Linked DNA regions of Homo sapiens: region 2 is linked to region 1. The links are chromatin loops, found by intact Hi-C in ENCODE. Cell type or tissue: endothelial cell of umbilical vein. All regions are shown on one strand.

Region 1 (4,000 bases):
TAATATGCAACTTTCTATCTGCATATAATGTTATGAAGGCATAGTGCAAAGTAATTTAAGAAGAAACAGTTAAAAGAATTTATAATGTTAAATGTATGGATGAAGTATGAGAAAATATGTAGGGGATAGGTTTGCTTGCAGGTTTTTTTTTAAATTTTAAGTTCTGGGGTACATGTGCAAGATGTGCAGGTTTGTTACATAGGTAAATGTTTGCTTGCAGGGTTTTTTTTAAGACTTAAATTCAAGAAAGGTAACTAGAATAATTATATAATTATTTTAATCTAAATAATTAGATATTCGAGGAGTACAAAAAATTGCCAAAAATTTTAACCTTTAATATGGCAAACTTTTTACTAAAGCTAATAAAGCATAATGATACACATTTGCATTTTTTGCCACTTTGGAGGTAAGAATGTGCAATGTGTTGGCTAAAGTGGAGTAAGGATAGCACAGACCAGCTAATCAGTCTCCAGTCACCTGAAATTTGGCACAGAGAAAAAGACACACAAACAATTGTAAACATGGAAGAACAATTCCACACTGAGAACACACATTTACATAAAGTCTCTTCTCCAGAGGCTTTCTAATTCACAGTGAAATGCCTGTTTTAGTGGGCGTCAAACTCTTTTCCAGCACAGGTCCAGGCTGAGAGAGAAGTTCGTTATGTCTGCATGCCCTCAGGAACAGGCAGAGGCAAACCACACAATTGAGGTTTTTATAAGTTGCCACAAGGATATGGTTTAGCTTCACCTCTATCAAGGAGGGCCCATGGCGTGTGCCTCCCAGTGTGCGAGATAAGAGAGGGTAGGTGTAATTGTTACTAGAAGAGTCATTTTAATCTTCTTGTGATAAGGTAGGGGGAGAAAAGATACTATTCCAAAGTGTTGTCTAGGAAAGAAAAGAACATAGATAAGACAGCAACTTTTAAGTCAGAGAAGTTAGTAAATGTGGGCACTACTTAGTGATGGATGACTAATTATTATTAATATATGATATTAATCTGATTTTAGAGAAAATAATGGTAATAAAAGGAACTGAGAGTAAGAGGAGGCCTAAGTTACTAGAGGAATGAAAATAAGTAAAAACTGGGCAAGACAAAGGTGGGAAAGAGAAAAGAAGAAATCAGAAGAAAAAATTAATGGCTTTACAGTTAAAGGGAGTTTACTTGGGAATACTGGCATAGATAGGCTATTAAGTGAAAAAGGCAGAAAGATTCTGTTGGAAAAAATCTCTAGGTACCTCTGTGAGGCAAGAAAACAATGAAATCAAGGATAAACACTGGAGCATTGAATTGATGAGGTACACCAGAGGGTTATAGTCAAGTCTGAGAGATGGTTGCTGGTAAAATACGGGGTATTATCAAGGTAGCATGAAGTCCTCTGTAGACTGTACGTGGTCAGAGTTCTGGTCATGGATTTTGGCTGTTAATCTTATGAGGATTATAAAATGTGAAAGGAAGGGATGGCTTTTAGCATAGCAAGCTGGTTCAGAGCAAAAGAAATGACAAAATTATAGGTGACAGTGGAGAGGCAGGCAAGAAGGCAGTCACAGAATCCAACTTTAGTCACAGTCGGATTCTAAAATGAGCTACCGAAGATTAACTCAAGGACACTTGTACCTGGGTGAGCAACTACAGAGAAAATTCTTTCTAGGCTCAAAGAGTCAAGGAGAAGTAAAAAATTAAAATGAAACAGTGCCAAATGTTTTCTGAATGCTCATGAGTCTTCTTGTCTTGGAAATGGTGGTTGGGAGCACTTAGACACAAAAATTACATTAAACAAAAATGTTTAAGTTAGCAGCATGCTGTCAAAATATTCCATCACCTTTCACTTGGAAACATACATGCTTTAAGATCATGCTGGGCAGCACTGTTGAGATCTCTGTACAATGATAGTTAGTTCACAGTCCAGCCAGCTGTACAGAATTATAAATATATATTTCAAAATTTTGAACAAAATAATGTGTTACTTCCATATAGTTCATCAGATCTGATTTCTCTTGTAAATATAAGTAGGGATCATTTGCAAAATAACAGAGTAGAATTTCCTGTGCAGACAGATGCTTTTTATATTTATAAAGCTTGAGCTCCTTTTTTATTTTTCTTTTTAATGTTCTGGGAAACTGGAAACTGATATGATTTTTCATATCAAGTTTAGTTTAACATATGGCAGTGAGCTCTCTGAGACTGTCTCCAAACTTTGCAGTTAACAGTTTCCAGCCTACACAGGAAACGAAGCTGTGCTTCTGACGCATTCCCATTATATGGGAAGACCGCAGAGAACAGCCTAAAGTTAAACCACAAAAAATTATGTTTATACAAAGCGCAGCATTCAATTTAAACCACAGTTGCACAGAAATCTTCAGTTGATGCTTCAATTCCAGTTTTAAGTTGTTCTAGTGAAATGTTGCAAAGTGTATCAATAACCAGTCACTGCTTCATTTATTCTTCAGCTTTTAGTTAGGTAGATAAGCAAAAAGCAAGTTCTGACTCTGGATATTGCTTTCTCAGTTTAAGAATCAGCTTGTGTTTGTAGATCTTCTACTGGAATTCTATGTATTACAATAGCAAAGCAAGACAAACCAATGAACAAAACTTCATCAAGCCAGAACCCTTAAAGGAAAGAGTGGCAATACCCATTGTTCAAAAAATTTTTATATATTACATTCCCCCTAATACATATACATACTGTATACAGAGTGTGTACATACAGAGTATATGGAAAATAAAGTACTGAATATGATGATTACCTCAGCATGACATAGAGTTGTATATTCTGTCATAAAATAGTTCCATACTGCTATATAGCTATGCTTTTTGAGTTCCTGGGCTGCTTTTTAATAGGGTTGAGTTTTGTTTTTGTTTTTTTGTTTTGGTGGTTTACTCTTTTGTCAGCTTTCATTCCCCATTGCTATTGCTCTAGCATTCCTTCTCTTCTTTCTGTCATGTTCTAATGTTTGTGTATACTACATCCCTTAGGATAAGAAACCAGACTAAGAAGTGTGACCAAATTCTGTTTAAAAATGAGGCTATCTAAGGCTATGAGCATGGGCCAGGGGTAGTCTATCAACAAAGCACAATGACAGTGGAAAGAATGTGGGCTTGTTTCTTAGTTGTTTTCCTTTGGTCCAATTATGCAACTTCTTTGAACCTCAGTTTCTTCATCTATTAGAATTTTCAGTTTCCTCATCTAACAGAATTGCTGCTAGGGTAAAATAAGATGTGTATATATCTTATTTTATCATATATATATATACACACACACACACACACACATATATATGCCTCATAGAGTTGTTGTGAGGATTAAATAAGGTCATTTATGAAAGCATGTAGCACATTGCCTGGCACAAAGTAGATTCCTTTTGTCTTCTCTCCCTTCTCAAGGGGACTTTCTTATTTATTTCCTTGTTCTTGTCTGCAATCCATACAGTTGTTATGGCGAGAAGTACAATTGCTGATAGTTTACATATTATTAGTGTTTTACCTCTCACACTATGGACTTTTAGAAAGAGTTAATGTTTTGAAATGTGAAGAAAAAGATTCCTTATATACTCAAAAAGTATCATTTTAATGAACCTCTTAATATATTATCTTAAAATGAGTCATATAATGTTAGTATGATTCATATAAATGTTAATACATAATTAGATAGGAATAATCATTCTTTGCTAAGAACTCATCTTAGCACTTTTAATCAGTGCTTTATCCTTCTTGTTAGAAAAAGTGACATAAAATCATTAAAGAAAAATTAAAAAATATGGAAGAGCAGAAAGAAAAATATGCCCAATCCTCAACATTCAAAGATCCATATCTTTTTGTTATTTTAATGACATTTTGTTTTAAAACTTTGCCATTTATGTATAATTTTGTATTCTTTTTATACATATCTCTCATACCTCATGTTATCACCAAATTATTCATAAGCATAAATTTTTAAGTCTGTACAATCATCTATAAAGTGAATATGATTTATTTACACATTTTCCCTTCAGTTGGACA
Region 2 (4,000 bases), 87 kb after region 1:
TCCAGATAGGAGTTAAATTGGTCATTTCCTGAAACTATGAAACTCAATTGCTTTAATTGAGTAGACCTAGAAACCTACAATTTTCTTTTGTCTATCTTAAGGGGACTCTAATGATAATATCATAATAGAGGCAATTAACTATCAGAGAGCCAGCAACGGTCTAGACATGGAAGCTGTGAGTTAATACCTAAACTTCTCAACCAAGGCATAACTGTCAAGAAAGTTACTATCCGTCTTGTTCTTAATTTTTCTGTTTGAAAATATGGATGAAAATACGCACACTGGCTTAGAAAGTGTATTTTAGAAAGACCCTTCATGAAAACGAGTCTTATTGGTAATTTGAACACAAACATTTTAGAGTTACCCCGAACTAAATTGCGGTTTCTTTGTTTCACAAGCTTGCTACTATGGGTTATGTAAAAGCTAACGTCATTCCAAGAAAAATTGCAAAGGTGCTGACTAGACTAGGAGTGAAGTGTTGTTTCTTCAGGTATCCTGGTACTGTGAGAAGGTATAATGTGCAGCCGATATTACCTTGGCTACTCATTATTTTGAGTCAGCTGAGAAAACAAAGTGCATTTGGTTGATGTAATTTTGAGTTTCATATTATTTGTATTCTGTAATTCTTTCCATCCACAATAAATACCTTTAGATCATCCTAGGAAAAAACACATTTTCTATTTTGACCAAAGTTTTAGTCACAGAAAATTATTTGAACATGAGTAACTGAAGATAACCCTAAAATTTTACTTTCATCAAATTCTGAATAGTGATTATTTTAAGACGGTATCCTTTAAAATATGATTTAAAGTTCTCTAATTGCTATTATTTTTATTCACAGTACATATTTTTAAAAATGGATACTACTGGGGCTTACTTACATGTCTGTCATTCCTGTTACTTGACTGGCATTTCACAAAAAATTCAAGTTAGTGGCTAAGGTTTTATTGCCAGCTGTTCCACTTATTTTCAGCTTCATCTGAATAAAGGTGGAAATTGAAACCAAAGAAAGAAAAAAATGATACAACGTTATAACTCTCCTCTAACATCCCTCATATGGTGAGTTTCCTTGTTATGAGAGATAGTCTCCAATTGAATCTAACTACATTCCACAGCTTCTACATGGAGAAACCTATCCCATTCAAGAACTGGTAAGGTCAACCTCCCATGCACTAAAATCTAGACTTCTGAGCTTGGAACTGTCTCTCCTTGGGAGAAGTGTCATAAGTCTGTACTGGCCTTAAGTGTGTACTTTAATTTTCTGTGTGCTGTCCTTTGTAACAGAGAGAGAAAACCTTGTATGCAAGGTTTGACTTATGATGCATTTTAGAGACACACATTCTCATCCTCTCTCCCCCTGCCCAATCATACATGTCAAGTATGGACATGGGAGAAGCTCTAGGTTGGCAGCCAAAATTTCAATTCTAGTAGACAGTGATGATTTGTGCCAGGCTCAAATTCCTAGGATAATCTGGAACTGATTAGAGATATTCACAGCTGAGAGAAATGTGTGTCTGAGAAACACAATGGGACTTCCTTTCAGGTTCCCTGAATCTGTGAATGTATAGGTGGAAGTGCTGATGGGAAGGGAAAGGATATGGAATACAGGGGATCTTCCAGGATTCTTTTTATCAGCTAGAAAGAGTTAAGACTTTCCCTGCCTTCGTAGTGATCTTGCAAAAACAGTAGCCAACTCAAATGAGATGATATGTAAAAGCTTTTTGAGAATTATAAGCAATTACACAAACATAAAAGTTACATTGTCCTTTTACATATCATCTATGTGATCTTTAAAACAACTCAAGAGAGAGAAGGCATGCACGATTTCACCACTTTACATTTAAGGAAACCAAAGCTCAGACATGTTAAGAGATTTCCTTAAACCCACACAGTAAATAAGAGGTTAAATGGAAGATTTAAACCCATATTTCCATATGGTCTAAGCTGTCTTGTCTAGAAACAAAAAAAAACTAAAAATATCCTGACCAATATTTCTAGTTATAACAATTTATCTAGGCAAATCTTTCAATTCATTTTTCTTAGACCATAAAACCACCTTTCCTGCCATAAGCGGTGCTTTTTAAATAACTTTCTGCATGAATATTTTTGTATTAGCATGGAAAGATAATGTGTTTTGCTAATATTATGTTTATTTCTTAGTCCACATTCTCCCCTTAATATATGTATAATCTTTCCTGAATATGAATTAGCCTTTCATTTTCAACTACAAAAAGCATTTAAAATGGTTTTAGGATTATTAGGCCAAGAAGCTTACCCAAACCGATGAAAGCATAGCATTTATGAGTTCCCTCATTTGTAGTATAGACTGTAGATTAAGGCCTGATGTCCTGCGAGTTAAGGTCCTAAAGTGCTCTATTGTGATTTTCCAACAAGCAAGAATGACTTTTACTTTGACACTAAATGTGATTTTTTGTCCTTAGGCCAAGATGGTTGGCAGATTGCTTTTATGTAATTCCTGTGAAGCTGGCAGGAGGTGACTCATATACATAAATGCCTCTTTCAATCAGGAAGAAGGTGTCAGAGGGCGGGTGGGTGGTGTCTGAATGACTAAGTTTTAAGATGTTAGGGGTACTGAAAAAAAATGGATTAAATTGAAGGTTTCTAGGGTGATGCACACAAGAGGATCTGGATCAGATCAATAAATGAAAGACAAACTTTGAAAAGATTTTACTACATTGCTAGAGTTTTAGTCTACATTTTATAACTCAATGCAAAGAAAAATTTCCAAAACGATTCATAAATTAAAAACAGCCCAAAGTTTAAACAAGGTCTAGGAATCAGACTTGATTGCAAGATGCTAAAATTGAAATATAAGTAAGTACATTGCGTGAAAGGGACAGAAGATTTATGGGTTTGAAAAAGCTATGAGAAAGTCACCTAATTTTCAGGTACAGCTACAGGGGAGGAGTATGTTCCTGAAAAAATAAAGACCTACTCACTGCCTCATTCAAGTAAAATAACAAAGCTTTCTCACAATGGTAGTCATATGGAACAGAATAAAAATGTCTGTTGAGAGAATAGAGGATTCCAGATAAATGCGAAGTAACGACATGACCATGTAGCTAGGCAGCAGCCCATAATGGCTGATGTTCTCAGTAAATGCTCAGCGGAACACATAAAAGCCCATACGATGATTGAACTCCCAGGGAAAGCTAAACAGGTTGACAGAATGAAATTCTTCATTTCATGGCTTTGTGTTCTGGTTTTCTCATGAGACCATGTTATGTATCTGTTATGTTTTTTTCCTCTAAAAATTTTAAAGAGGGCAAAGCAAGCAAAAAACAAATAACAACAACAAGCCACTACCTAACCCAAAGAGAAGCATATATAAAATTGTTACCCAACAATATTCATTGTTGTTACCCAACAATGAAACGAGAGTGTTCAACTTGAACAAGGGTTGGAGTTTGGATTCAGCAGTGTTATCAACAAAAGGTTGCAGCATTTTTTTCACCACTTATCATTCTGCATATTGTGTTCATTGATTGGCTTGCCCAATATTATAACATCAATCTATTATTTTCAGGAACTGTGTGATTATACTTGCAATTACAAACCAGAACAATTTCTATTAGTACTTTTTTTCTCTTAATATCTGTATAAAGATTATAGAGGAATTCTGAATGTCTTCAGGCAGTTTTGGGACTGTTGTCTGAACTCTTCCACTAGGCATTTATTTTATTTTATTTTAAAAGTTTCTTGATGTGGAGCATTTTTGAGAGCGCTAGAAGCATTTCAGAAGACTTTTGATATGGTCTGCTACTGTCAATAAAGATTTTAGGAGATACAAAACTTAATTCCGCATACTTGATTCTAATGTTAAGATTATTTCCCTATATTGGTTTTCATTCCAGTTGTTGTTGTTGTTGTTGTTTTTACGGAGTCTCGCTCTGTCGCCCAGGCTGGAGTGCAATAGCGTGATCTCAGCTCACTGCAACCTCTGCCTCCTGGGTTCAAGCAATTCCCTGCCTCAGCCTCC

Evidence for each region. Peaks named below come from ENCODE experiments on the same cell type or tissue, not always from the same donor. Only the 100,000 strongest peaks of a DNase experiment are listed, where the experiment ranks them.
Region 2: a loop joins it to region 1, with 2.2 times the contacts of the local background. A loop is called at or near these places in 1 of 110 quality-filtered maps.

Annotation. Positions count from the first base shown.
Region 1 is chr4:118,172,409-118,176,408 of GRCh38, reverse strand. All of the region lies in intron 6 of NDST3 (N-deacetylase and N-sulfotransferase 3), which reads right to left. It also overlaps a transcript of LOC107986307 not described here. Among named protein-coding and RNA genes, the nearest start is that of SNHG8, 100 kb to the left of the region's middle. In endothelial cell of umbilical vein, no CTCF peak of the experiment used is centred here; a DNase peak (open chromatin) is centred at 2,238.
Region 2 is chr4:118,085,018-118,089,017 of GRCh38, reverse strand. All of the region lies in intron 2 of NDST3 (N-deacetylase and N-sulfotransferase 3), which reads right to left. The region is part of intron 2 of LOC107986307 (a long non-coding RNA gene); the gene reads left to right. Among named protein-coding and RNA genes, the nearest start is that of NDST3, 53 kb to the right of the region's middle. In endothelial cell of umbilical vein, no CTCF peak of the experiment used is centred here; a DNase peak (open chromatin) is centred at 2,467.